Linked DNA regions of Homo sapiens: all the other regions are linked to region 2. The links are chromatin loops, found by intact Hi-C in ENCODE. Cell type or tissue: endothelial cell of umbilical vein. All regions are shown on one strand.

Region 1 (8,000 bases), 100 kb before region 2:
TCACCAATAATTCTTTCTATGTGTGTGCCTTTATGGTTTTTTGACATGTATTTTACGTTTTCCTTCCAGAGATTCTTTGTAACGTGAGATTCCTTAAAAGTGCTACTTCCTACTAACAGTAGTCACCAACATTAAAACTCCATATCATGTTAAATTGGATTACTGAGTTCTAATTTTACCTTAAATGGAGCAGAGGGGGGTGTAACATTTTTTAAGCCACAGCAAGAAATCCATGGGATAGCTGCAACCGTTTTTAAATACTCATATTTTTGTATGAGTATTAGGCCTGTCTGTGACAATGTTCTTGGAAAAAATTAAAAAGCTCCCTTCCTCCAATAATATGCTCAACATCCTCTTTTGCCAGAGGCACTCACTCATTATATAAATCAAACAAGCACACAGCACTAGACAAAAAGTGACTAGTAATGCCCAGCACATTCCTCTGCTTGAGCTGAGATGATTTTGGTGCATTGCATGCAGATGTCAGGTATTTTAATAAAGAGCTCCATTGTGCAGGCCCCACTACTCCTCCTTAGCTCCCAGCACTCCCTGAAAAGGGGGGCAGGAGGAGAGGGGAAGAGCAACAGCCATTCCAGCTGGAGCTGGAACCTAGTCTGAGTCAGGAAAACCACAGCTCATAAGCAAAGAGGAAGCATAATGTTCTACAAGGACAAAACATTAGCAGAAATGTCACTCAGCCCCAGTTCCACATGTTGGCTGCCACGGCCTCTTCCTCCTAGCATGCCCGATTGATATAAATTCCATCTGCTCAGCAGCCAAGTGACAGAGAAGAAATACCGGCATCTGGTCTCCATTGCTGTCGGGTTTTTGTTCCATGTAAGACCTTAGCTAGAGACATATGAAGAGATGAAGGTGCTGGCAAGCGACTAAAAGGCTGAACTGGCAAAAGGAGACTTTCTGATGCTTTTCACACTTCTCTTTAGATTTTTTACAGGGATGGGGGAGGGTGTGACTGAGACTTGATAACCTGAACAGTGGGAGCCAAGAGGCCTGAAGGTCATTTCGTGTTTTTTAAGGTTTGAAGCTTTTTAAAAGAGTTTTAATGTTAAAAACGATAAAGCACAACACTTATTCCCCCTTTCCATCCATTTAATGCAACAGAAGGCAACTAAGTCACAGAAGAATGTTCTTCAGCTATTTTTTCCCCCTTCTCTTAAACATCCACCGATTTGGACCTGCTCCACAGGCACTTTATATTCTCCTGAGGAGCAGCTGAAAAATGCCAAAAATCAAAACCACCACTCTGTTTTAACCCCCAGCTGTCCAGAAAAGTATAAAGTCATCTATCAAGCCTAAAACCATGATGGGAAAGAAAAGCCAGTCTAAGCCTCATAAAGAAAGCTGGATGCTCCAAGAGTTCACTCCCACCAATCTCTCAGGTCATCATTTAATTATTCACTCAATCAGAAGACTGAGAACAGTGAAAATGAAACATGGAAGCAGAACTGGTGAGAGAAAACACAGGTATCGAGTTTCAGTGTCTATTCGTGTGTTTTCAAAGCGGTATCAATGAAAATGGCTCTGTTCACAAACATAACACGGAAAGGGTTTTTAAAATAAAACAACTGGCCGGACGCGGTGGCTCACACCTGTAATCCCAGCACTTTGGGAGGCCGAGGTGGGTGGATCATGAAGTCAGGAGATGGAGACCATCCTGGCTAACACGATGAAACCCTGTCTCTACTAAAAACACAAAAAATTAGCCGGGCAGGGTGGCAGGCGCCTGTGGTCCCAGCTACTTGGGAGGCTAAGGCAGGAGAATGGCATGAACCCGGGAGGCGGAGCTTGCAGTGAGCCGAGATAGCGCCACTGCACTCCAGCCTGGACGAAATAGCAAGACCCCGTCTCAAAACAAAAAAAAAAAACAAAACAAAAAAAAACAATTAATGTCAGGTCCTAACGCTGCCTTGAAAAACAACTGTGAAGGTGAATCTTGTTAAACCCTCTTCAAAGTATGACTAAAGAGAAGAAAGGTATAAACTTTCTGGAAAAAGAATACAAAAAAAGATTAAAAGAATCTTTTGGCCCAGCGCGGTGGCTCACACCTATAATCCCAACACCAGAGGCCGAGGCGGGCGGATCACCTGAGGTCAATAGTTCGAGACCAGCCTGGCCAACATGGTGAAACCCTGTCTCTACTAAAAATACAAAAAATTAGCCAGGCATGGTGGCAGACGCCTGTAATCCCAGCTACTTGGGAGGCTGAGGCAGGAGAATCGCTTGAACCCAGGAGGCAGAGATTGCAGTGAACTGAGATCGTCCAGGAGGCAGAGATTGCAGTGAGCTGAGATTGTGCTACTGCACTCCAGCCTGGACAACAATTCCATCTCAAAAAAGAATATTTTAATAACTGTTCTATTTTACAACTCTAACAGATTTTAGCTTCACCCAAAAAAACAAAACACCACCATATGAGATTATGCTGTGAAATAAGCTGCTTCTTCAATCTCCACCTTTTCCTCTTTACTACCTAATGAGCACTTGGGGTGAGAACACCATGCATGGTAAAAGAAGCGAATTATAATAAAGACAAAAAAGTTAAATAAAATGACAAGGAAACCAGTAGCAACAGAGTTGACTGTGACCCCTTTGAAACTGCTACCAGTGTTAATGACTGATGAAACTGTAATGAAGTACAGTATGAGCTACTAGTAGACACCAGATTTAACCTGAGAGTGAATGGGGCTTCAGCTCAGGTCTCTCATTTGCCTAGGTCGTTAGGAGTTTCAGAGTAAGAGAACATCCTAGGTGGTAAGGAGACGCCAGAGTGCAAACAGGCAAGATTTCTAGGTAAGCACTTCTGACAAGTTCCCTAAGGAAATTTAGAAGGAAAGGGCCCAAATCTCCTTGATTCCTGTTTCCATTTCCTGTTTTTTTTTGGGGGGTGATTTCTTATTCTAAATACACATTCAGGATTATACCTAAAAATATTAGGAGCTTAAATTAGTCTATTTGCTAAATAGGACTCTGATGTTCCTATGTATAATAATCTACTGAACATGTTTAACATACTCTGTGTAAATAAATGTCATTAAAATAACAATACAGTGGAAGAAAAAATAGATGAATGAAAAATCTTATTAATAATAAGCTCTATACAACAACATTTATTACCTTAAGAAAATAACAATCCTGGCTGAAAAATTTTATTCAGTAAGACTGAAATTCAGGCCAGATGCAGTGGCTCATGCCAGCAATCCCAGCACTTTGGGAGGCCAAGGCAGGAAGATCATTTGAGGCCAGGAGTTCAAGACCAGCCTGGGCAACATAGTTTGACCCTGTCTCTACAAAAAATACAAAAATTAGCTGGGTGTGGTGGCACCACCTGCAGTCCTAGCCACTCAGAAGGCTAAGGTGGGAGGATCACTTGAGCCTGAAAGGTCAAAGCTGCAGTGAGCTGTGATAGCGCCACTGCACTCCAGCTGGGTGACAGACAGAGACCCGGAGTGGGGGAGGGGGGGGGAAGGAGATTGAAATTCACTGAATACAATTACTACATAAAATACTAGTAGATAACATTGATAACTAGATAACATTAACTAGTTCACATTGTTTTAAGGACTTGAAGATCTTTCTAAGCCAGACTCAAGAATCAAAAGTCAATCAAAAGGTAATAAAACCACACAAAACTTAAAAAAAGAAAACCAACTACGCAACAAAAACAAATGAAAAGCAAAAGCAAAAACAAGGTAAAGAGCTGAAAACCAACTATGAACAACTATTCACAATACAGATATACTATGGGCTAATACTCTTTAGATACAAAAAGGTGCTAAAAATGAAACGGATTTACAACGCAATAGAAATATAGAAAGAACCTGAAAAGACGTTTAGAAAAAAAATGGAAACAGAAATGACTGATAATCATAAAAGGATGGTAAACCTTACTCATTAAGAGAAATGCAAATAAAAGCAATGTACTACCATTTATCCCCTATCAACAACCAGAATACCAAAGATCAAAAATATGTTTCATCACCTAGTCTACCAGTGTATGAAGGAATAGGCACACAAATTACGATACATCCATACAATGCAGCTGTTAAAAAAGAATGAGGTAGCTCTTTATGTGCTGATATGAAGTTGTTTACAAGATATATTATTAAGTGAAAAAGGAAAAGTGCAGAATAATGTGCTCACTATATTCCCCTTCACCATTTTTATCAAACACACAGAAAGATATGTTGTGTTTTACATGCACAGACTATTTCTAGAACTATACCCCAATATCACTTACTTTCAACCACAGTCCTTTATATAATTTTTTTTTGCTAAAGGCATGTATTCCTTTTTAGAATACATTTTAACTTTAAAAGTGTATTTGATACAGCACAATCAAGAGTCTATCCTTGAACTTATGACTAAATACTTTTTGTTTCTTATTTTATCATTCTATCTACTAGATACTGTATATAAGTTCCTACAGACATAACCTGTCCTGATCTTTATAAAGGTAAACTAAAATGCTTCATCCTGGGTTTTTGTTTTTGTTCTCCCTAAAATGCTAAGTTTCTTACTCTTTTTGGTCTTTTCAGATCACTGTTGTATTTAATTATATATAAAGGAACACATACATACACATATATGTATGTATATGTGGCATATGCGTACATCTGTGTGGCAAAGAATATGGTATTTTTCTGGGTATTAAAAATGTGATCATTTGCTAACTCCTTACACCCAGTGAGATAAGGATAACAAAGATCGTTTACGAGGTAAATTCCTTTCCAAATGAAAACCAAACCAACATAATACCTAACTGATTTACCTCCTTGGAGGATTTATTTTTAAAAACATAATGTGTGTCCACCAATGCTGGGATTACTTCCCAACATAGTTTAATGCTTTTTTTTTTTTTTTTTTTTTTTTTTGCCTTGTGATTCACCTTACTCTCGGCCATTTCCTGAGCCACGTCTGAAGAAATCCTGTACTGCCAAGATATATCCTCAGACAAAGAAATGTCCATTAGTCACTCACTAAAAGGGTAAAAAGCAATCGAAATGTTTTCCTATCTGAACCCCTGGTGCCAGCACAGTATACAGTAGACAATATATGCCATAATTTATTGCCTGAACTCCCCATTGATATGACCATGATATGTCAATGGAAAGTGAGTTCATAAAAAATAAATTCTCATTCTCTTCACATAAATTTATTGAGATTCTATGACACTCCCAGAACGTGGATATAGCAAACAACACTATGTACCATCCATGAAAAAACTTACAATCCAGTAGGAGAAAAAGACAAGTAAACAAGCAGTTATTGTAGAGCATAATAAGAAATAAACGAAAACTGCCATATGGGCATTTTAGTTGGTACAGTCAATGCCAAATAGAGAGAGCAGTAGCAGTTTCCTGAAAAAGTGATGGCTAGGTTGAGACCTAAATGCAGGTAGGAATTAATTTGGGGAAGTGTTGGAAGCAGCACACTTCAGGAACAGAGAGAGGAAGAGAGGAAGCAAGAGAGCACATGTCCAAACAGAGGAATGACACACTGCTAAAGGACAAGGACTGGGGGGCAGTTCACATCTTCCGCATGATAGCTACTGGCTTCTCATTCTTAAGCTTCAGAAACAGGCAGAATGCCATACCTGACAGATTCACTAACCTGATCAAACACATCAACTCTTAGTTTGCAAACATCAGAGGATGATGATGATGCCATGATAATTAGGTGCAAAGAGATAATTAGCATCAAAGAGACAGGAAAGTTTATTTGCTGTTGGTCATCTTCACCACCCATCTTATCTCCCCCAGACCCCTGTCTACCCCTGTGGCACTGTTTTGCGGTCTAAATGGGAGTCTTATCATCTATTGTTCAAAATGTAATGCCACCTTTATCAAACTGTACGAAGTGTTCAGCTGCCTGCTTGTGAAGCCCACCAACACAACTTCCTACAAGTATATGGCTGCTGGGGTGACTGAGGAGCTGAAAGAACCTGCATAAGCTTCAATAGCAGGCCAGAGCACCACTTTTCTGTGAACGACAACTGATAGGTCAAATCACTAGGGAGCGGCTAAAGAGTTATTAATGGTGACAGGTACACTACCTGGGAGACAGGTTGAGAGGCAAAAAAGATTATTTATAAGCGAATAGTTAACAGCTGTACCTACTGCTAAGCATTACACGGATGCCACAAACTGTAGAATTCAAATCCTGAGTTATTCAAGCACGAACAACTGCCTGTCACCCAAATGCAACGCATCGCTACAAATTAAGGTGGGAGAGATGAGATGCTGCAACGCTGCCTCACCCAGGAAGGCAATGTCATCCTGGAGCTCAGGTAAGAGGTGGAAAAAGGATGAGATAACCATGAGGTAAATTACGGTTCTTAACAATAATGATGAATTTGCAAGAACAGCTTTATAATTTTTCCTGAGGGCTTTAACAACAGAACAGATGCCAAATGCATCTTGTATTATCAACAGTAAAATGGACTTGGAAGTGAGGAAAGATTGAAGAGCTGTGGGGTTAGAATGACAAAATGAGAAGAAAAATCATGACAAAGAAACGATAGAGGTTTGGTCTTTACAATTTTGAATAATTATTACTTAAGATAATTGTTACTAACAAACTCCATTAATAATATATGACTTATTTTCTAAAATGACAATAGTTCTTGAATATAACTTTTTCTCTTATTTTTTCTTGTCATCTCTTTAACAGCTCTTGTTTCATGGTGGGAAAACAATAGGTATGTCACAGAAATTTTCAGTTCCTAGAGAAACGAAAATACAAAAACTTGTTGAGGATATTTATTCTCATAGATTTTCAACTCAGTATATATTGAGCTTTCAGGCTTTTCAGAACACTGAGTTGAGAGGAACAACTTCCACTGTTGATTTTCTAAATGTTAATATATGAGATGGTTTCTATAGTTATCTACTTTGTTTATGGTCCAGAGTCATGATAGAGTAGCATAAATATTCCTATCAAAGTGGCAGATGTCATATTTACCCAAAATACAATAGTTTTAGAAGTACCTACATAATGACCTGGCAATTCTACTTCTAAATATTTATTCTACAAAAACAAACATACACAGTAATAAACACATATAAGGATATTTCCTACAACAGTGTTTGAAAAGCCCAAACACTGAAAACAACCCAACTGTCTTTAAATAAGTGACTAAATAAATTATGGTATATCCACATAATGGGAAATTATATGGAGGTTCAAAAAATGGATGAGATCTCTCTATACTAACGTGGAAAGAGGCCTGTATTAGTTTCCTAGGGCTGCCACACCAAATTACTACCACCGTAGTGGCTTATAACAATGGAAACATATTCTCTCTCTGTTCCAGAGGCCAGAAGTTTGCAATTGAGGTGTGAGTAGGGCTGTGTTCCACTCAGAGGCTCTGGGAAATAATCTGTTGCATGCCTCTCTCCTAGCTTCCGGAGGCTCTGCCGCCATCTTTACCTCACCTCCTCCTTTGCATATGTCTTCTGCTCTGTATGTAATCTCCTAATATCTTACACGGATACACAGGATGGTAGTTAGGGCCTACCCACAGAGTCCGAGATTATCTCCTTATCTTAAAATCCTTGACTTAATCACATCTGCAAAAACCCTTTTTTCCAAATAAGGTACCATTCACAGGCTCCAGGGATTTGACATGGATATTTTGAGTGGAAGTGGGTAGATATTTTTTGGTCAACCACAAGATATATTTTTTAAACAGTAGGATATAAGAAAAATATACATAGAATGAATCCATTTACTAATAATCATAATTAGTGCCACAGATACATGATAATGATAACATATGGAGAAGTGTTATCTCTACAAAAAGGGGCTATGGACAGTTTTCATTTTTGCATTATACATTACTGCAATGTTTCAATTTTATATTAATTTTGTATTACTTTCATAATCAAAAACCAATAACACATATTTAAAAGGAAGCTTTGATATATTTTGACATCTTCCCAAATTTTCTTACCTAATTCTGGTCCCTGTTGTGGAAAAAG
Region 2 (8,000 bases):
ATTTGGTCAGAAGGTTACCAAAGCCTCAGAGAAGGTTTTTCCACTAAATCCAAGAAAGTGTATCTGAAATTACAAGATATAATGTAGCTGATCCCTCTTGGAGGCACAATTTTTGACAGAAATAGCTGCACAGATTGCATCAGTTATACCTAACTTTCTGATAATTCACAAAACACCTCTTCACATGGTTCTTAGGTGGGTGGCCAGGCCAGGAGGAGGGTATTTTTAGAAGCCTGTTGCTCCCACAACTGGCGCTAACTGGCAGTGTTAGGTAATTACAAAGGGCTAAGGGAAACGCATGTAAAGAACAACAATTTCAGGTGACAATTTAAGTGCTTAATTATATACTAAAAAAACCTTATTATTTTTATTTCTCTACTGTTAAAAAACGATGAACAACTTTATTCTCTGGGTACCCTAATATTAATAAACCTTTGGTTTTATAGGTTATACTGAAGATTTGAATCAGTTTGCTGTCTGAATCAAAGAAAGAAAACATAAAACAGGAGGAGAAGATTAAATGCAAGTCAGAAATTCAGTATCTGTTTAATACATGTATTTTTACCAAAATGATGGTGAAACTAAGCCACACATCCTGGCTCACTGAAAGCCTTTGTTGGAATACGTTGTTGGACATGTAAGACACACATGTATCCTTGCTTTATGGACGTATTCCAGTAAACGAGACACAAAGTAGTCAGGTTAGCCACCAGAGATTGAAAGTGCGGCATACAAGACTCAGGACTTAAAAACTAGGAGAGAGAGGGCATATTGTACCAGACTGAATTATTTCCTGTCATGACGTGTTTAAAATTCTAATACAAAGGTAGCAGAAAAGAGAGATCAATAAATGACGTTATATTCTATGTATCCAAAAGGAAGAACTTTCTAAAGAAACGAAAAGACCAAAGTAAAAGGCACTAACAAGTAGATGCAAGTGAAGGAGTAGAACAGTATTGTCAAAGCTAAGGAGCCTGCAGAGAAAACCATCAGAATGGCTTAAACAACTACACTTTGTAAAGCAATTCAGTCGACTATTTAAAAATTTCAAGTTAATATGATGTGTAGCTGATTTTAAGGATCTAACTTACATGCAAGAAAAACATTAGTTTAAATTATTTGCTTTTTAAATATTCCTAATGCATAACAGATAAACACTGAAGTGAGGCTGGATTAATTCATAGTTGCTCTAATACCAGATGTATGTGGGTCATAAAGTAAATGGATCTTTCCAAAAGCCTTTGGGAAAACCCCGTGAGGCCAGTTTTGAGATCTATCAGTAGCAGGAAAGGTAAAAAGGATTCAGTAAAAAGCAAAGCAGAAGGTAGGAAATAATGTTACCTTAGAAACTGATGTATTGTGTATTTTTGTCTCCTTGTTTAATGTTTCTTAAAACAGAGAACATGATTTGCTTAAATGTCAAACTTGGAAATCATATTGATCTCAAAAGATCACTTCGTTCAATATTAAGTTTTAGCCTAGTCAAGAATTTCTTAAGATATACCAAATGTATTTTAAAATATTTTAAAGTGCTACTTCAAAACTCTAAACTACAATGTTTTTTAAAAGCCTTATTTCTTCACAGCAAGGAGCTTCCAGAAACCACTAAAACATTCTTGCCCTTTGAATGTCTGGGCATGGTCTCTTCATGTGTTATTAATAAGCTAGACGAAGTATTTATATTAATGGCCATACAATGAATATTCAACTGCATGTGGACTCATACCACAGGGCTATGAAAACCGAAAACCACCTTCACGTGGACTTGCCAAACTACCCGATTATACCAAACTTTTCATGGCTTAAACAAAGTTATATAAATGTTCACTATGGCAACAACACCAGATGTATGCACAAGGAAATATCTGCAATTTTAAAGGGGGAAACAAGAAAAACTGCTCACACAACATAAAAGTTAATTTTACATTAGTATCATTAATATTATACTCACACTGTAACAGCCAAATAAACCTTGTGCTTTAAAAACAGATCAGGTCACTTGAGTCGTCTGCTGCATTCCGCTAAGAAAGCAAAACCTACCATGCATGGCAAGTGTTGACACTCTTCCTCAATGACTTTTATTGTCTCTGGTCAACCTGTAGATCTTCTTTTTCCAAGCATGGAATCAGAATACCTCACTTGTAGAAAGTTACATCAGTGGTATTAAAAGCATATTGAAAACTTTAAAAAGTTGATCCAAATGGAAGTCATGTTTTTAAAAAAAATCAAAGTTATTTCTCTAGTTTATCGGAGCATTTAAGGTTTTTTTAATCCAACAAGTATTTATTTAAAGAATGATCTTTATGTGGCTGAAATGAGAATGCACACATGATAGTTTTTCAAGGCCAGCAAGCACTTCCTAACCAAATCCCCCACTTCCTTTGCTAGCTAAACATAACTACTTCAACTGTGTACATCCTTTAAAAAGTTAGAAGAGAGCACCTCGCATGTAATAGCAGGCAGCTGGGAAGCCAATTGGTGCAGTCGGAGTGCACATTTTAGAAAGCAGCTTTTTAACATTCAATAACTAAGTGGTAATTGGACACAGAAACATAAACTGTCAAACTGAATCAAAACCCCTTTGCTTTTCAGAGAATTATTTGTAAGATTATACTAGAATTAAATTTGAACATGCATCTACCCTATGCATTAGTCAAATTATGAAACAAAAAAAATGCTGTGCTTTCTTTGGATAAAATTAATGTCAGCTTTGCGTCCTTAAACCAGACCCGATCGGGAAATGAAATATGTTTAGTCCTGAAATAGTTGTGGTAATTCAATCCCTGCACTCTCCTTATTTTCTTGATGACAAAGAAAAACTCCCAACTGGCAGGGCCACCTGCACTGATTACTCCTCCATCCACACCCACAGAATATGAAAATGAGCCAATGATCATTAACCTTAATTTCTTCTAACATAAACCTCAGCTCTTTTTCAGTCTTGCTACTCAGGGAACTCCCCTGAGATAAAGGAAAAGAGAACGGGGGAAATAAGGAAACAGGGAGTGAATGCTCAGAGCAAAAGGCGGGGGGCGGTCCAAGTGAAAAGCGGAATCCACTGGCGTTTTAAAAACTGCACAGCCGGCTTATTAAACTTCATACAGAAAAGAGGTTACAAAGATAAAGAGATTCTGAGGCATCACTAACTCTCTAGATAGTGGGATACTTTCCTTTCTGAGCAAACAATGAGAAAGGCTGCTTCCTCTCCACCCTCCCTATCCCCGACCCTGGGCATCGCACTCCTCTACCTAGACATCACTATAAAAAGACAGCCAACAATAAAGATGGGTCTGGACAGTAGGAATGCATGTGTGGCGGTATGATCTCTAGTATGAGGACCAAAGGACCTCTACAACCAAAAGAGATTTCCAAGGTAAGCACTTGCAATTACAGTGGAGAATGTCTAGCACCTTCTGGTCATTCACATTCAAATACAGCCAACTGGAATCATTTTTGGTCCAAGCTGTGTGGAGCTAGATACCATTAGCATTACATCATCTTCTAATGGATGAGGAGCTAGTTGGGGCCCTTAAAAGAAACACAACTTGGAGGGGAGCAGGAAACCTTCAGAAATGCCAGTCTCTTTAGCACAGACATGTGTACTGAAAATTGTCTTGTAATGTTTGCCTACAGACCTTGGTATATCTAAAGAGGACTCCTCAAAGATAAGACCACAAAAGTGAGGAACAATTCAACAAGGCAACCACACATGACCCTGTGTAAAGCATTCCTGAAGCTGAAGGGAAAACAAACTTCAAAAATCATGACATTGCTGAATGAAAGCAGAAAGTCTTTAAAATGCGAGTTTTTCATTAAAAATATTAAATGCAAAGGCGATAAATGCTTAAAGAATATAATAAAAGTCGAAGTGTTTTTTCCTGCAAGTACATTTGCAAGATGCATGGTGCCCACCCAGTGCAGGCAGACAGAGCAAAACTTTCATCTCTCAGTTATCCCCTCATTATTTCAACCACAAATCAAGTAGCAGTCATGAGGAGGGTGAGACAGAAAGGCAGAGAAAATAAACAACAACAAAGACAGAGACCTGGTTGCAATTTAGTATTGGATTCAGAAGCCCAATTTAAACTAAAACCTGGCTCTGGGGTGCTGGCCCTCATCTCCTTCTTGCCTAGCCTACGAAACGTAAAAGGCAAACACACACACACACACACACACCCTGTATTCTCTTTTCTTTCTCCTTTTTTTCCTTCCGTAATCAGGCTCTCAAATGTCAACGGTCCCCTCTGGAAGGAAGCGAGAACAGGGTATTGAAGTATGCAGTGCCATGAGTCATCTTACTAGATGCTCTAGCAACTGCCTGTGACCCAGCAGTGAGCCAAGATAGCAGGGCTTTTAATAAAGCAGCACGTTTGCACACTCACAGCCCTGTTAATTTAATACCTGCCGCTTGTTTACCAAACAGCACGGGCATGTCTCCGTGTCGGTAACTTCCCAGTGACAGTGAGGCGACTGAATCAGGGCATGGAACAGATGCACCTTTTTACGCTCTGTTACACTGTGTCACAGACTACAGCCCCTGAGCGCATTCCTTTATTTATCCTGCAGCCAGTTGAGCTAATTGTCAGAGACAGACCTGGTTCTAATTCTGCAGAGTCCAGCAACTGCTGGAGTGTATGTAGTGAGGCATGAACGGTGCAGAACTTTAGAAGGGAACAGTTGAAAAACAGAGTCTGAGGGTAGAGGCATAATCTGCCAATATTTTACTTAGACTTTGAAAATACCACCTGTCTCAATAGCAGGCTATGGGAGTGGGGACAAAAGTAAAACAACTCCAGTGTCAGAATGAAGCAGAAGCAAGCAAATGTCAAAGCATATTCCTATGTAAGGAGAACACAACACAGCAGCAATGGCATTCATTTTCCAAAGAATATGGTTCGGCCTGTGCAGTTGTAAAATATTCACAAGCTCAAAAACCTGGTGATAACAGGCCAATATTCAATGCGGCTCACACCAGCAGTTCTGCACAATACCAGGATTGAGCATTACAGAGATACTGTGATGCAAGCCCATTAATGACACCAAAATTACTTAAAAGACTAGTCTCTCAATCCTCCAGCCATACAATTTGAGTCTGCTTGATCATGTGTAGACAAAGAAACTCCCATTTATTGTTCTCCTCACACCCTGTGGTATTAGAAGTGTTTCTTATGAGCTGTAATACCATACTCATATTTTATCAGTAGCAAGAGTTCACTCCAGTTAAAGTTCTTCACCCGTCATGGGCATTTTTCAGCAAATTAATGTCTTTTACTTGCATGACTTCCCTTCATATTATAATTTGGGGTTTAAACGGATCATAATACTTTGCAGAAAGTAAAAAGAGAAAAAGAGCTCAGTGTTGATAATTTTTACCACTTATGACTGAATGACCTCAACTGAGGAATAAAAAATTAAGTCATTTGTCTTATGAGGTACAAAGGACATTTTACGGTGTACAATTTAGCTAATAACGGGTTCAGGCCAATCCTTAAGAAGTCACATGTTTCCATTGTCCCTTCACCCCCTGCTTGTGTTTTTACCACATCCTAACAAAAACATGACCAGAACTGGTGAAAAACATACGGTTCCAACTAATGAATCACATACTTTCCCGCAAGTACAGTAAGTACTACCAGCTGTGTGACAGTCTTGCTTTGGCAGTGGGACCAGCTTAGAACAAGCCGGCTCATCTGAAAGCAGCTGTACTGAAAAACCACAAGCAATATAAGTGTGTCTGCCTTCTCAGGGCGGCTTTGTCTCTGTTCTATGTCTCTGCTCTGTCCCCATAATGTGCCAGCCATCTTGTTTAGAGAAAGTTTCAGAAATTACAGTGGTAGGGAGAAAATCCACACATTCAAAAACCTTAAGTTTTCAGAAAATGTTGTCACTTTATCAAGTGGAACGCCGTGAGAGGTCAATTAAAGGAAAACACCTCTCTCCCACATCCAGCCTTCCACATGCATCTTTTGGGGTTTGCCTTAGATGTAAAAGTGTGCGTATTTATGTATCTAAATAAGTGAGGTGGGAAACAGGGGGAGGAACGGCACAGGATCCAGCTACTTACAGATGGGCTGAGGCATGCATGCGAACACACACAAACACACACGCAGAGCAATTCGCAGATTATCAACTCATGCCATGAGCTACTGCAAAAAAGTTCTATGATTTTAAACTTGCCATTTATACAACAATAAGCTTCATTTGTAACCACAAAGCATTCTGAAAAAGATTCCCTGGCAAGCCCCAGATATTTTTACACAAATGCACTTTTCCTTTCTGTGAAACAACATTCAACTGGATAATCATTGCTGTTAAAGGGAAAGAAAGTCCAACAGCATTGGTCTAGAAATTTAAGTGGAAATAGTAGGATTTTTAAACTTCTGTAGTGTCTGAAGGCAATAAGTAATTAAAATTTTTTTAATGTCATTAAGTGATCAGTAGCTTGTATGTAAGCACCTAAGTACCATCTCAGGCTTGTTCTGCAAAAAAGAAATACCTACCGTTGTCATTCTTGACTTTTCCAAAGTCTCAATCAGAAAAATAAATACAGAGTAGTGAAATTATTTTTGGTTTTTGTCAGTGTTTCACATACAGAGAAGTCAAATGTAAGGACTAATCGGGAAGGTTTACCTTTTATGTTTACTTTTATTGCCTAATTTAGCCAAACACATTACTCTAAACTATAATGTTGTAAAGATGCTTGATTCGGCAATAATCTAATCCAAAAATTATATTAACATCACATCTTTTTATTTACACCATAGTTGTGTGAATAATTTTCGTTTTGAATGAGCTATCAATGTAATACTCAAAAAATGGCCAGAAGACTCACTACATTCAGAAGATTCACTACATTAATTAGAGAAGATCTTGGCCTCTGTGGTTTCTTCCTAAAATTCACTCTTTCTAAATGAACTTTAATGTTTGTGTGTTTGGGGGAGTTCAGTGCTGGGCTGATCAAGGGCAAGTACTTAGGGTGAATCTAGAAATCACATTGAGGCTTACAATTGGATAAAGGCAGACAGCAGAACTGGGAGCACCAACAGTAGTGGGGAAAGAGTAAAGGATGAGCATCTGCAGGCAAACATCGGACGAACTCAGGTTCCACTCCAAACCACCACATAAACCAAGTCACATGATTTTTTTTTGGTTTCCCAGTGCATATAAAATTTGTTTATTCGATGCTGTAGTCTATTAAGTGTGCAATAGCATTATGTCTAAAAAAAACAGCATACATACATCTAAAATACTTTATTGCTAAAAAATGCTAACAATCGTCTGAGCCTTCAGTGAGGTGTAATCTTTTTGCTGGCAGAGGGTCTTGCCTAGATGTTGATGGCTGCTGATTGATCAGGGTGGTGGTTGATGAAGACGGGTGGCTGTGGTGTCTACTCATAAAATAGACGGTTTGCCGCATCAATTGACTCTTCCATTCAGAAAAGATTTCTCTGTAGCATTGATGCTTTGGATAGCATGTTATCCACACTAGGACTTCTTTCAAAATTGGAGTCAATTCTTTCAAACTCTGCCACTGCTTCAATTTGTAAAAGAAATGCAGTATCTGCAGAGTGCAGTAAAGCCAAGTGCAATAAAAGGAGGTATGCCTATGTTCAAGCCTGAAGAACAGACTTAACTAATACATAGACTTGAAACAGTACACTGATAAACAGACATATAATTTTAAAAAAATATTGACTCATTTATAGCACTTAGTTCATGTTAAATCTAATAAAGAATACTAGTCTAAGTGGGAAAAGTCCAAAACTGGATTATTAAATTACACAGTAAAATCTATCAAGAAAGAGCTAATATGGCTGAGCCAAAATTATGATTAAATTATGATAAAAGCATTAAAACTCAGTTATTAATAACATGGAAAGATAGTTACAAAATGTTGATAAGCAAAAAGCAGCTTACAAAGCAGTGTACGCAATATGGTCCTCTATTTTTAAAATGAATACAAAAGACAAGTGAAAACAAAAAATGATTAACACCTGTGT
Region 3 (8,000 bases), 110 kb before region 2:
GGACTATAGGTGTAAGCCACCATGCCTGGCTAATTTTTGTATTTTTTTGTAGAGACGGGGTTTCGCTGTGTTGCCCAGGCAGGTCTTGAACTTCTGAGCTCAAGGAATCCATGGGCCTCAGCCCCCCAAAGTGCTGAGATTACAGGCGTGAGACACACTGCACCTGGCTAATAAATATACTCTTAACCTAACTCCAGGGGCAGAAGAATAAAGACCTTTTGCCGATAAAGTAAGCAAAGGTATTTTTTCATGTATCATAGAAGTAATACTATTTCACCAAAACAAGCACAAGGCCATCACACTAAAGGATTTGTGTACTTGTGTGTCTGTGCCAGCCAATAATACATTAAAACATTCATTTAAAATTCCATCAAAAGTGCTCTCCGTAAAAATCTCATTATGATACTTATAATACTAATGCAAATATATACAACAGAATCAAAAATTTATGTGAAACCTACTTTTATTTGTTTGAATCAAGCGATTAATCTATTGATCTATTTTACCTATTAATCTATTGTATACACATGTGAATACACACAAACATAATTTGAAGAAAGCTTCACACGCATTACCCTCCTCAATATTAATATTTTTTCTTTCCTTGAAGTGATGAGGAAATGAAATCCTTAAAAGGGTGTTTGATCATCAAATTACTGATGAAATTATTCTATTCTGTCAAATAGAAGGACTGAGTACTTTTAAAAATCATGCTATTTCAACATGTGGTAAATAAAATTCTGAGCAATTTAAAAAGTTATTGTTACTGAGGACACTAAAATATCATGAGTCATAATAATCCTCAAGCCAATAACTCACAATCAAACTGATGAGAGCTTGTTTCTGCCTCCGTGGCATAACCTGTAAAATGGGATAATGCTGACACACAGCAGTCCTAAAGACCAATAAAGGTAACACACGCGCACACACACACACACACACACAAATAGAACCTGAGCACAATGTAATTAAATAAACAACCAACTGAACTAACTTGTTGCATGATGACAAAGGCACATCTAATAAAACTACTTTGTTGTTTTACTTTATACATTTATTTGCGAGGTTAGTATGTGGACAAACACATCTTTTATGTACACTATAAAACTTTGATGTTTTAAGGGGTTTCTATAAAAAACTAGTAAGAATCTTTTTGATATAAAAGTATCATTTTTCATCAAATAAAACAATCATCTCAACCATCAATTAGTTGTTTTACTGGAGAAGGGTAGCACTGGCATAAAGCATAACTTTCTTCATACAAAATAAACTTTTAAAAAATAATGAGATATGGCTGGGCGTGGTGGCTCATGCCTGAAATCCAAACACTTTGGGAGGCTGAGGGGGGAAGATCACTTGAGGCCAGGATTTCGAGACCAGCCTGGCCAACATGGTGAAACCCGTCTCCACTAAAAATAGAAAAATTAGCTGGGTATTTTGGCGCATGTTTGTAATCCCAGCTACTTGGGAGGCTGAGACATGAGAATCGCTTGAACCTGCAGAGGTTGCAGGGAGCTGAGATCACACCAGTGCACTCCAGCCTGGGTGACAGAATGAGACTCTGTCTCAAATGAAATAAAAAAGAAAAGAAAAGAAAAACATAATAATGAAATAAAGTGTTCATGCAAATGAAAGGTATAGAATGTTATTTATTACTATTTTCCCCTCAAAATGTGAAAACTTTATTAAAGTAAATAGCTTTTATGAAGACACGGGTCTAAGACATGAGAAAAGGTTCTTTTTTTTTTTTTTTTTTTTTTTTTGAGACAGAGTCTCGCTCTGTTGCCCAGGCTGGAGTGCAGTGGCACGATCTCGGCTCACTGCAAGCTCTGCCTCCTGGGTTCACACCATTCTCCTGCCTCAGCCTCCCGAGTAGCTGGGGCTACAGGTGCCTGCCACCATGCCCCGCTAATTTTTTGTATTTTTAGTGGAGACGGGTTTCACCATATTAGCCAGGATGGTCTCGATTTCCTGACCTCGTGATCCTCCCGCCTCGGCCTCCCAAGTGCTGGGATCACAGGCATGAGCCACCGCGCCAGGCCGAAAAGGTTCTTAATAAATAAGAAATTTCTCTAGTACAACGAAACACAGAGGGGTACAGGACCAGGAAGAAAACTAGACTCTTCTTTGAAAGATGCTAGTTTCATTCAGAGTTGTACATGAGTCCATAGTCGGGAAGGACCGTAGGTTGAAGACTGACACACAACTCAGAAGAGAGAAGGGCAGTCATGGGCCTGGGGATTAGAGCTACAGGTGAAATACTATGAATGATGAACTAGGGAGTTTCTTAATGGAACTTCCTATGGATTAGCAAATTCATGGGGTTCAAAACATTAGGCTGTTATTCCACCCTACGCTCGTGTTTATGCCCTATGAGATTAAATGTTAGCTTCCGTGAAGGCCCAAAACTAATTTCTTTTCAAAAATATTAGCAAGAATATTATTAGCCAGATAAGCAGGAATCACCTATACGTGTGGCTATCTCCTGCAACTTTCTTCTCTGAGATGGCAGGATGTCACAGTTTTCCAGTGGAAATCTGAACCACCAAAGTCCTTTCTACACCCTGGTCCAACCCTTCAGTGAAGCACCACCAGCCAGCAAGGCAGGTTCACCTGATTACTCAAGATTCGTCTGGTTTCAAGGGATGAAATACTTCTATTGTCTCCAGACCATGCAGCCTGAGAGTTACTAGGTTTCAAACCAAATTTTCATGTTCCTTCTGTGCAAAGAATAAATGTACTCTCTACCATTCAAAGAGGATAGCTGCCAACACACCCCTGACTGGTCTGAGTGGCTGAAATTCCACTGGGAGGACAACAAAAGGAAGTGGGGCTTCAGTATGCAGAGCAGGGAGATCAGAATGATGAGCAAAAGCCAGAATCTTTTGTTATGTGTTTTTCACCCAATGCTGACATCTAATTGTTTAGATTTTTTTTTAAAAAGGGGGGAAAAATACTGGTAATAAAGGAGAGGTTCTGAAAAAGCAGCTCTGTACTAGCAATCTGTTATCTGTATCATAAACTTTCTTTCCTCTCTTATTTATCTTTCAGATGTTTACAGTTGACATGCAAATTTCAGTTGTCCTCCCACCAACAGGTGAGCACATTTGTTTCTTTTTTGAATTGTAATAATAACATTTTTCTTCTAAGGAGTCTTAATTTCTATAGTCACCAGGAACTGTTGTTAGCAAGGGATCCACGTCTCGATGATGACAGAATTGAAAAACAAACAAACAAACAAAAAAACACTTTCACATGGAGAGAGAAATAAGTAGTTGTCAACAAAACCATTTCTTTCTTCATTGCTAATGGCAATCACTGGATAAGCAGATCATCTTGATTTTAAAAATTCCAATTATTGAACTCCAAACCACCACATTGATTACTGATTCCAGATATATATTCTGGTTTCTGGAACCAGCAAAACTGTCTGGCAGTTACACTGACCCAGAAGGGAACAGACGGGAGGAAAGAGAACTCCCTTTAATGCACAGCTATCAGTACTGTTGGCTATTTACATAATTCTTGCATCAATAGGACCACTGAACAAGTGTTAATATTGCAAGTGGAAGCAACATCCAGAGGGAATTCAACATCATTAGCTGCATGGAGCAGAGCATGGAGATCCGAGAGGGAATCATGTCAGCTCCAAGAAGCCAATAGTCTGTGGCTGTCAGTGTCTGAAATGGAGCCGCTTCAAAGCCGACTGGGCTGTGACCTGAACACTGCATCCCTGCGCCCGGTGAGAAGAGGATCAATGACTGTGTTTGCTGGGCTCCAGTCATCCCCTTGGCTAATGAAAGCTGTGCTGAAAGGAATGCTACGGGGCCTCTGGGCAGCCTGCAGCCTGGCATTAGCGGAGCTTGGCTGGTGAATGCACCCGGCACCAAAGCCTCCCTCACCCTCACCCGCCCTCTTCCCTGTTCTATCCCACCAACTCCCCTCTGGCTGTCTGTTTAGTGTCACTCAGTTGGGATGGATCCCGTTAAAGATCTGACGCTTAGTGAGGACTCGGAGGTGTCTGGAACGTCTGTCTCTAATCATAAACACCACAGCTGGCAATGATGTGGTCGAAAAAAAATCACCTTGATCCAGTACACATTCTCTTTGATGTCTCTGCAGTGAGTTCACTGCCCAGAGAAAAAGGTACAATTTGAAAAAAAAAAAAAATTTAAAAAAAACCTCTGAAAAAAAAAATCAAGCTTGACATTCTCAAATCATAACCATATGACTTTCAATTCCATGCTAAAAAAAAGATATATATATATATACATCTCATTGCATTATGTTCTAAGAAATTCAGAAAAGAGGCATCTGACAATTGTAACATGAAACAGGTTTGGAAGATAATGGCAGTTTGAGAGGAAAACACTTCCAAAAGGGAAAAAAAAAAAAGTCAGACTGCCACTACCATAAAAGGAAGAAGTCTTCTGCCAAAGATTGCAAACTGCAGTGACCTTAAGTAAGAGACTGTAGCTGATTCAAGGGAAAATGAAAACTTTTCAAAGACAACACTGCTTGAGCTGAGCCACTGTTTCTAAGTGCCTTATGCCCTCTTGCCTTTCGGGTGGCCTGGTAAACACACAGCCTAACTGTGCTTCCAGCCCCAGGCCGCAGGGTTCTAATGAATATTCAGCCACATTAACATGCATTTTCTTTGTGTTGTTCTTGGTTTGTTTGTTTTTTTTCAGTCCTACCAAGATGGGGCTGGTGTAGATAACGTTCTTGTGATGCCGCCTCAGGTATCAGAACTCTGAGAAGCGTTTGCAAGTTAAATGCTAAGATTCCCCAATGATTATGCGGAAACTTAAAAAAAAAAAAACTAACCACACTAACCTAAAGAAGCGAGTTTACAGTGGATAACAGTTATGCAGCTGTCAAGATAACTCATGAGACCTTCTATACCAACTGAGATAAATATCACTTATGTATCATCAATGTCCAAATTACATACATAGGTACCCAGAAACCCCCCCAATACAGGGTGAGAACTCAAAGAGTCTTTATTTCTATCCCAAAGCGGGTTCTTTCTAGTACACACAGTCTAAATATACAAACAAGCACACAAAACAAACTCAGTTAAATGTGTGCTTCTTTTTTTTTCTTTTTTCATCTTAAAATCCAAAGTCATTTGAAAAATCTCTTAAGACTAATAGGAGACTAATTATTAATTTATAGTTTTATCTTAATAAAAAAGTGAATAAAAAGGTGTTTTAATCCAGATAGTTTTAAAATTTGTCGTATTAAAAGCATCTCTTATGCTTATTCCAAATGTAGTAAAATAATCAGGTGATTCTAACTCTAAATGAGGTAAACGTTAATTAGATGTTTCTGGTTTCTTTGATTGTGAGCAAAATAGCAAAAGGCTTTAAACTGGTCAGTTGCACTGTGACACAACCAATGTTTAAGAAATCACTCTGTAAACGGCATCCAGGAATGCAGCACCAACACTTGCAGTAACAATATCCAGACGAAGCCAAAAAGTTTGGATACTGCTGTGTTGTTCTAAACTGACTGAGGTTTTGAGGACTAACAACATTCCCCCATAATGATGGTGGTGTCTTTAGATTGAGATAAGATTCAAATTTATTGAGGGTTATTTACTGTTGTGTATAAGGTTCTGTGTGTTGAGGAGGGAAGTAGCCAGTTGGAGGAGGGCAACTTGGCTGGGCTCACAGCTGAGAAACCTCAGGAGCTTGCATATCCCTATAAGGTAATTTCTTTCCTTTTTTAACATAGGCAAGGTAATTAAATGTTAGTCAATCTTAACAGACTGAAAGGCAAGGATATGCTACTATATACTGAAATACTGGCATTCACTGCAATATTTGCCTTACAGTATTAAGGCTTTAGTGGTATCTCATTAAATAAATAAAGCTCTACAAAATGTTTTAGCCCAATTCTGATCATGAGTATGTGTTTTAAACAGTATTGCTTGCCAGAAAGAAGGGGCAGTGGGAGGGTAATTCCTATATGCTGTAATTTACCTGACAAATTAATTGCAAACACACACACACGTACACAAGTGCACACAAACTTAAGTAAATGTACAAACCTGACCTGGTGTCCTATGATGCAAAGCATTACATTTACAAGAGCATAAAGTTCATTAGTTTACTTCCTTCCTCCAAAGCTTAAAGGAGACAAAAAAATCATATCATTCATTTCATTTTTGAAAGGAAATATGCCTGGGGTGTTTATATAAACACAGTAAATTGTAGGTTCCATGTAACCATATACATTTTTATTTCTAAAGCAGGGTGGACAAGTCATAGGGTCCTGAGTTTTCTAAGATGATTAATATACTAGATAATTGCAGAATTCTCAGCCATACTTCAGATGTGTAAACCAATCCGAAATGGTACTTGGCACAAATATCTCATGCCAGGGTTTCTACCAAATCCCTTAAAACTTACTGGTCTCGAAGGAACACAGACTGGTTATTGGGCCTACCAGTTGCATCTTGAGAGTGAAATCTGGAAAGAAGGGACAATAGATGTGTGTATTCATTTTCTATTATATATACTTCGGTGTAGCTTGAATTATTTATAAAAATATAATAATGAAAATTAAATTTAAAAATATGGCTGAACGTGGTTGCTCATGCATGTAATCCTAGTACTTTGGGAGGCCAAGGCGGGAGGATCACTTAGCCCAGGAGTTCAAGACCAGCCTGGGCAACATAGGGAGACCCTGTCTCTATTAAACATAAAAAATACAAAATTAGCTGGGCATGGCGGTGTGCACCTGTGGTCCCAGCTACTCAGTAGGCTGAGGTGGGAGGATTGCAAAAACCCAGGAGGTCAAGGCTGTACTGAGTACTCCACTGCACTCCAGCCAGTGTAATAGGGCGAAACCATATCTTTAAAAATAATAATAATAAAATAAAAATAGAAAACATGCCTTTTAGGTATAAAGGGCAAATGCCCCCACCTTACTATTATTAATCATATTCTACTAAAGTCTCTGTTACATGAGATTTGGGATGTACAGGTGCAAAAGTCATATATATATATATTTTTTGTTGTTGTTGTTGTTGTTTGTTTGTTTTTTGTTTTTTGTTTTGTTTTTGAGACAGAGTCTTGCTGGAGTGCAGTAGCACCGTCTTGGCTCACTGCAACCTCTGTCTCCCGGGTTCACGTGATTCTCCTGCCTCAGCCTCCTGAGTAGCTGGGACTACAGGTGCCCACCACCATGCCTGGCTAATGTTTGTATTTTTGGTAGGGACAGGGTTTCATCATGTTGGTCAGGCTGGTCCCGATCTCCTGACCTCAGGCAATCCACCTGCCTCGGCCTCCCCAAGTGCAGGGATTACAGGCGTGAGCCACTGAGCCCGGCCCTAAAGTCATATTTTAATAAAACCAGAAAACAAATGTCTTTATCATATAGTTTGGTGAGTCAAACAAACAAACAAAAAGCAAGTGTGTTATCAGCATGTCTCTATGCTGAGAAGAGAAGGTGTGCTTGCCAGAATTGTCAGATTAATTTTTAGAAAGAGACAGAGGTAAGCACTGTGCTTCGTTTTCTTTTAAACAGGGATGAATGCCTCCTTTACTGGCCCTACCTTCTCAGCTGTCATTAAAATATAACCCAGTAGTGTCTAGGGACTGTGTCTCTGGGAGGTGTGACCTTCATTTGCATGATAAATCCCAGTGCATTCCATTAGCAATAGAGGGGAGGGATAGGTATGAGGGGGTGATTCTTACAGAAGAAATTTTGTCTAGAGCTGGAAAGAGGAGTAGCCCTAGTTGAATGGATCAAGGGCCAGAGACAAGGATTCTGAAAATTCTAACGTAAAGTCCCAAAAGATAGGAATTGGAGCTTTTATCTCAAATCAACCTTAGCAGATTTAGGAGATAACCTCTTCGGATGTAGAGATGTGTTCCTTTGGACAGGTAGAGACAACCCTCACTTCTGGGAGAGTTTCTCATTTTGTAGTGGCGAATGAGCCCTAGTGGCAGTGGGTGGACTTCAAAGGCAGCACACTAGTTAGACCTGGG

What was found. Peaks named below come from ENCODE experiments on the same cell type or tissue, not always from the same donor. Only the 100,000 strongest peaks of a DNase experiment are listed, where the experiment ranks them.
Region 1: a loop joins it to region 2, with 2.9 times the contacts of the local background. A loop is called at or near these places in 4 of 110 quality-filtered maps.
Region 3: a loop joins it to region 2, with 7 times the contacts of the local background. A loop is called at or near these places in 4 of 110 quality-filtered maps.

Annotation. Positions count from the first base shown.
Region 1 is chr9:16,521,602-16,529,601 of GRCh38, forward strand. All of the region lies in intron 5 of BNC2 (basonuclin zinc finger protein 2), which reads right to left. Among named protein-coding and RNA genes, the nearest start is that of BNC2-AS1, 200 kb to the right of the region's middle. In endothelial cell of umbilical vein, no CTCF peak of the experiment used is centred here; DNase peaks (open chromatin) are centred at 610 and 4,990; H3K27ac peaks cover 1,940 bases.
Region 2 is chr9:16,622,525-16,630,524 of GRCh38, forward strand. All of the region lies in intron 3 of BNC2 (basonuclin zinc finger protein 2), which reads right to left. Among named protein-coding and RNA genes, the nearest start is that of BNC2-AS1, 100 kb to the right of the region's middle. RefSeq lists an enhancer at 4,440-4,973. In endothelial cell of umbilical vein, no CTCF peak of the experiment used is centred here; DNase peaks (open chromatin) are centred at 3,537, 4,267 and 5,567; H3K27ac peaks cover 4,216 bases.
Region 3 is chr9:16,511,562-16,519,561 of GRCh38, forward strand. All of the region lies in intron 5 of BNC2 (basonuclin zinc finger protein 2), which reads right to left. Among named protein-coding and RNA genes, the nearest start is that of BNC2-AS1, 210 kb to the right of the region's middle. RefSeq lists enhancers at 2,529-3,111, 3,207-3,775, 3,776-4,342, 4,357-4,917. In endothelial cell of umbilical vein, no CTCF peak of the experiment used is centred here; DNase peaks (open chromatin) are centred at 4,520 and 5,570; H3K27ac peaks cover 560 bases.